Linked DNA regions of Homo sapiens: region 2 is linked to region 1. Evidence: chromatin contacts called from ENCODE Hi-C or POLR2A ChIA-PET data. All regions are on one chromosome and are shown on one strand. The core of a region is the stretch at or near the end of the contact, and the rest is flanking DNA. Distances in the headings are between cores, read along the strand shown.

Evidence for each region. A loop is a pair of places that touch in the nucleus more often than their neighbours do. ChIA-PET counts read pairs that join two places held with the same protein, here RNA polymerase II (POLR2A). Pooled maps may share reads with other maps.
Region 2: a map of OCI-LY7 shows a loop between it and region 1 (2.4-fold over the local background). The contact joins two enhancer-like sites. A Hi-C loop is called at or near these places in 4 of 168 maps with a recorded cell type or tissue (HepG2, IMR-90, OCI-LY7 and 1 more), 1 of 37 single-sample maps with no recorded cell type and 3 of 50 pooled maps. POLR2A ChIA-PET finds 5 or more read pairs at or near these places in 1 of 52 experiments (PC-9).

What each region holds. Positions count from the first base shown.
Region 1 is chr2:18,888,551-18,891,475 of GRCh38, forward strand. The region is part of intron 4 of LOC105373456 (a long non-coding RNA gene); the gene reads left to right. Among named protein-coding and RNA genes, the nearest start is that of LINC01376, 140 kb to the right of the region's middle. Within about 2 kb of position 1,570, at least 2 of the 41 ENCODE cell types and tissues checked have a DNase peak (open chromatin) inside an H3K27ac peak, as active enhancers do.
Region 2 is chr2:19,120,020-19,122,944 of GRCh38, forward strand. No RefSeq gene overlaps it. Among named protein-coding and RNA genes, the nearest start is that of LINC01376, 95 kb to the left of the region's middle. Within about 2 kb of position 1,457, at least 5 of the 41 ENCODE cell types and tissues checked have a DNase peak (open chromatin) inside an H3K27ac peak, as active enhancers do.

The DNA.
Region 1 (2,925 bases), core at 320-2,819:
CTTGTATGTCCCTTGAAGATGATCAGCCAAGTCGCAAGGTAAACGAGCAACACTCTAATAGTCTGGCCTTTTTTGTTTGTTTCTTTATGCATATTTATTGTTTTGATGTAATCTTTGTTGGTTATTTAGAGCAGATATGATCACCATACCCCAAGTATTCTGAAACACGTGAGTCTCTCCCATGGACATTTGTTCTATTTCATTGCATTGACTAGGGACTACCTAGGGACAGGGTTGAAGGTTGTGGTTATGTAAACTCAGATCCTTCATCATGTATATTCCATCTGAAGACAGCAATTAGACACATAACTAAAATACAAAGAAAGTACCTAATCACTAACTTGTAGAGTTATGTGGTTTAAATAAGAAAATTCCCTGGTAGGTAGAAAACTGCTAATATTAGCTGTTTTATTGATATTATTTTCTATCATCATCACCATCATCATCAGTGCAAGGAGGTAGTAACATAATTCTATGAATTGACAGAGGTGGAAGAATTTGATTTGCTGCTAGATTGATTCCATGGATATTGACAATGACCGCAAATATGGTCCTTGGATAAAGGATAGATAAAGGATAGGTCCTTGGAGAAAGGAAAATCATTAGTGGGCACACAGGGAGAACTGAAAGTGGAGAAGCAGGGATGTTTATTGCGCTGCTTTGTCAGGGTGCATTGTGGCAAAAAAAATCAAAACAAAACAAAACAAAAAACCTGTTTCAGTATTGGGGCCTATGCATTGACCTTTTGGTTCTGTCTTATTCTCTCTAATTAGCTCACTTCAACTTGGTGTGTTTTCTTTAGCATTGCATTTGGCATCAGCCTGGTCCCAGTATAACAATTTTGAGAGGATGAGAGACATGGATGGAAATAACCCCTCTAAAGTTACTATGACCTTCTCCCATAATGTATTGTAATGTGGTGGTAATGATAGGCACACTAGCTTCTGTACTTGAAGTTAAAAGAAAATTCAGTTCTGTTTTCTTTTCACCATCCACAAACTGTTATTTGTAATAACAGAGGGAAGAGTTTTCTATAGCTAGCCTGTCAGTGGTTCCAAACTGGAAATAACATCCAACCACTAACTGCTGTTTAATTTTTTTTTCTTTTTACTTTATTTCATGTGTAGCTATGTTTGCACAGCAGGGCGGCAAACATCTGAGGAAATGTCACTTGGAATAGCAAATAAGCTAGCAATGCCATTGTCTCTGCCTAAGGTTTTACCTTTGGTGTGTGTAGTTCTTATTTACTTTGGTGGGTTAATAGCCCCAGTTCACCAGAAAGACTTAATTTAAATAAAATGAAACCTGCGGGAAGATGAAAGGTGGCAAATGGCACTACTTGCCAAAATGTCAATTTCATGCTTGTGGTACTTTATTTCTCTAGAATGGGAAGCATTTCTAAGAGAAACCCATCACCAAGAGCATTGTTGGCTGCTGAATGACTGAGGGCAGAAGAAGGGAGTCCTGGTGAGAATTCAGCACAGGGCGGGGCCTGCAGAAGCCTAGATGCTCAGTGTATAATCTTTATATGTAACTAAACCCCAGACAGACTTCTTGTGTTTCTGAGGGATGCTCCTGTTTTCTCTCAGGGATTTCTATTTTGGGAGGTTGGCACAAAGAGACGTCAGTGGATGTTGGCAGAAACCATGTTTCTCTCCAGCTGCTCCAATGGAAATCAACATGTTACCGTGAGTCATATTTTTTCCTTTGCCAGTAGGGTTTTATACACCATCATCCCTACTCCAAGACATGCCTAGTGACCAGGAGCAGGAGGAATTCTTGGACCTCTGGGAGTTCATGGCCCTCTCCTTAAAGGAAGGGCCCAAACTCAAAGAAAAAGCTAGAGGTTAAGACAGAATCATACTACTTCCCTCCATAAAGTTGATAGTTTTCTCGTATCAGGGGCAGGATAGGGGCACAGATAATGGTATAGGGGTTCTTTTCTGGCACCTTGTGTCATATTATTTGCCCTTTTCCTCTCCAGCTAACTCCTTGTACCAGAGAGAAAAGCAAAGCATTTAAATTTATGAGTACTGATATAGTTCCAAGTCAGCATTTTAACTACTTTGCGTTTCAGTTTACACATCTGTAATACGTGAATAGTAACCACTTCCTCAGAATTGTTGAGAAGATGAAATTAGATAATTGAGTTTAGTGCATGTAAAATGTTCCCAGCAAAGTTCTGCTGGAGGTAAGCCTTTTTAGATCCAAGATTTTCAACCTAAGATTTACCTCCAGAAGTATTTTGCTGGGAAAATTTTACATGCACCAAACTCAACTGCTGTATTCATGATAGTAATATTTTTTCTTTTGTATAATACCTTTCTTCAAAGATACAACTAAGTATATAACAAAAATTCAACTCAGATATATTTCGTTACCCATCTTTCTTTATGCAAGCATGTACTTTCTTCCTATGATTTACTAGGCATAGGCATAGGCATAATGACATTTCAGAATTATGCTCGTTACCATGATGGCAACAAGGCTGGATGATGTAGCATTTAATCAGGCATAGTTCTGGCCTTTTAAACAGCTCACAGTCTGATAATATAATTTAATAAAACTATGTGTAATTCAAAATAAACTAGCCAGAGTAGGGTGGAGGGGAGTGGTGAAGTAGGATCAAATAGAGTTTTTGAAGGAGCTAGTCTTTTGGATGGGCCTTGAATTACTTGGGGGCAATACATGTAAATATGTAGATATAGGAAGGAGCATGGAGATTTTGGGGAGTAGGTAAGTGGCTGGATACACAGGGCATTTATTCTTTAGGTCTCTATTGAATTTTAGTGAGCATTCTCAATGAATGAGATCCATGAATTGAGACTCAATCAGAATTTTGAAATAGAAGGAATCAGTGAAAATGCCAAATCTCTAGTAGTCATTCTGAGTTACTTTACCAATCACCAGTGCTTGACTTAGACC
Region 2 (2,925 bases), core at 207-2,706, 230 kb after region 1:
AGCTGTCCACTGTAGAAACACAAACTCTCTGAGACACATCTCCCTAATCTGATATCCAACCAATGACCAAATTCCTAATGACTCTTGCACCAGCCCCACCTTCATCCCCATTGCCATTGCCCACCTGGCAGCTACTGCTGTTCCGAAGAGGCCTGAGGGGCACAGTTACTAAGATTATGTTTGAAAATATTTCATAGGAGTCCAAAATCACAATGCCATCCTAAAACAAATGTTTATTAACCAGCTATTCCATCAGGCTGGTTGAGAAAGAGCGTGTTATACATACATCTCATGATTTATTCTTCAGAGCAAACTTATCTGGAAGAGGGAACAGAAACTCAAAGAAGTTGTCTAAGGTCCAGTACCAGTATTGTCAGAGCAGCGAATTGTCATCCACCAGATATCATTGTATTCTTCTGTTTCAGCTCCTCTCATACAGCGTTTGCCTATGAGTATAGTGTTTGTCTCACTTTATGAGTCCTCTTCACTCGGTGGTGATCATGTGGAGGACAGAATCGTGGAGGACAGAATCATGGCAGATAGTGCTTGAAACCCCTAGAGTAACCCCAAAAGATCTGGGCACAGAGCTTTTGAAAACTTGATTTTAAAAAGAATTTAATATTTGTACTAAATATATACATATTGATCAGTATCTGAATATGTTAATTTCTACATGCACCATTTGCCCAATATTTCATTTCTGATTTAGAAATTTTAGAAAGCACAATATGTGTGCATCTTTAGAAGTATAATTGTAGTCAGCACAATGTAAATTTTTGAAGAGTAAAAACATTTATACTTCAGGAACACAGTATCCCTGGGCAGAGACAAAAGGTACTTACATATATGCCAACTGACAAATGGAAAAATAAGGTCACCAAAGAAACTGTTACAATGGGAATCTTGTGTTTCTGATGTACATGTTCAGTTGGAGACATGAAATTTTCAAGAATCTCCGTCTACAGGAATGATGCCAGCTCTTCTCTCCTGCACATCCTCTCTGTGGATTAATCATCAGGCCCTGGTAACCACAATGTGACCACTATGTGAGGCGCCTTCTTCCCCAAAACAATGAAGTTCTGTCCGATTGTCTTTGGGAGGCATTTACAGCTCGAGGACATTGCTCTGTTTCATTGAAAGTACTCAGCGCTAGCGTCTTGGGACATGGCTGGAAGGGGTGTTGAGCCCGATTGGGTAATAACAGATGTTTCAGTGGGACACTGAGACATTCATACTGCAGGGCACCCAGCAGGGACACATTTTGAAAGGTGAGGAAAAGAAGAGGGAGCTTCACAGAGCATAGTGTGAGCATGCAGACCTATTACTCTGATACAGCCATGAGTGTCACAATCCCAAGTCCCCAGTGGGGTCTTCCCTATATAAAGGCTACATGAGGGAAAGAAGTCCAACTGCTAGATCTTCAACTCTGTTTCAATAACTGAGGAGATAAAATAGTTTCTGTTCATCTGGCTGCATAGGGTTCTGGAATGCAGTAGCTCTGCCCGAGGGGTCACTGCAGAGCACACAGAGGAACATTGTCATTCCCAGAAGAATGTGGCAGCCGCCCTGCACAGTAGGCTTGCCCCCCTCCACCCCCATATCTAAGAGCAGCAACCAAGAGTTCTTAAAATAATAAACAGCTGGCTGTGGGCTCGCTACACAAACTCCACAATTCCGGTACAATTCGACTTGACTGAACAGGTCTTAGACCACAGCACAGGAAACTCCAAGGTCCAAAGGCCTCCCACCCTTGCCCACCATGCCTGGGCACCCTTTAGAATGATTGTCCCAAAGCTTTGTGTCTGGGAGAGTCTCTTCTAGGAAGCAGCCAAGTGCAGAGGAATTCAAAGGCCTCTGTCTTGCTCTCTGTCTTCAGAGTATGGAACTACAAAGGTGGCCGGGGCTCTGAGTCTCTGCAGACCCTCAGAGCTGAAAGCAGAGACAACATCAGGGGAAGATGAGACAGAGCAGGAATCTAGATTCGGCTTATAGCAAAGACCCCTCTCCTGAACTTCTAGAGTGATACTGGGGCAAGCTGACAGTTACAGACTTATCTGCAGTCAGAAAAGCGAAAACAACAGAAGATGGGGAATCAAAGAAGCTGAAATTTGTTTCTGGCTCTGTCATCTGCAGATCATGTCACTCTGGATAGATTATTTAACTTTTCTGTGCCTCAGTTTTTCCATCTATAAAATGGGGATAATAGCAAACTTGTCCTGGGTGCCATGCCCATAGTAGATAACTAATAAATATGAATTATTTAATTAATTAGTGATTGAATGACTAGTACCTACCTCAAAGTTGCTTTGAGGATTAACTGAGGTTAATCTGTGACACTTGTTTCATAAATGGTAAGTCGTGCAGCATTCAGAAAGCACTGCAAAGAAACTGACCTCACTAAGAAGCCCTGAGAAGGGTTTCACAAAATGTGGGGTTTCACAAAATGAGAGCTGCTGAACATTCATTAAATGATATATTAACAGGTATTCAGCAGGGGAAAGTTTCCATGCAACAATATTCAAAACATTGTGAGATAAATTTAGATGGGTTTGGTCCTATATGACTTCTCAGGGTGTGTTGTAAATTTCCAAAAGAAATAAGATGCAGCTTTTTCTAAGCCCACTTGACTGTTGAATCCTTTTCACAAGGTTCTCAAGAAGTGGTGATACATTAGAAGACCCGGCTGGGGAAATGTACTTGTCTGTTCCCGCATTGCTCTAAAGAAATACCTGAGACTGGATAATTTATAAAGAAAAGAGGTTTAATTGGCACATGGTTCTGAAGGCTGTACAGAAAGCATGGCTGGGGAGGCCTTAGGAAACTTACAATCATGGTGGAAGGCGAAGGGAAAGCAGGCACATCTTACATGGCCAGGGCAAGAGTAAGAGAGAGAAGGGGAGAGGGGTCACACACTTTTAAACAACC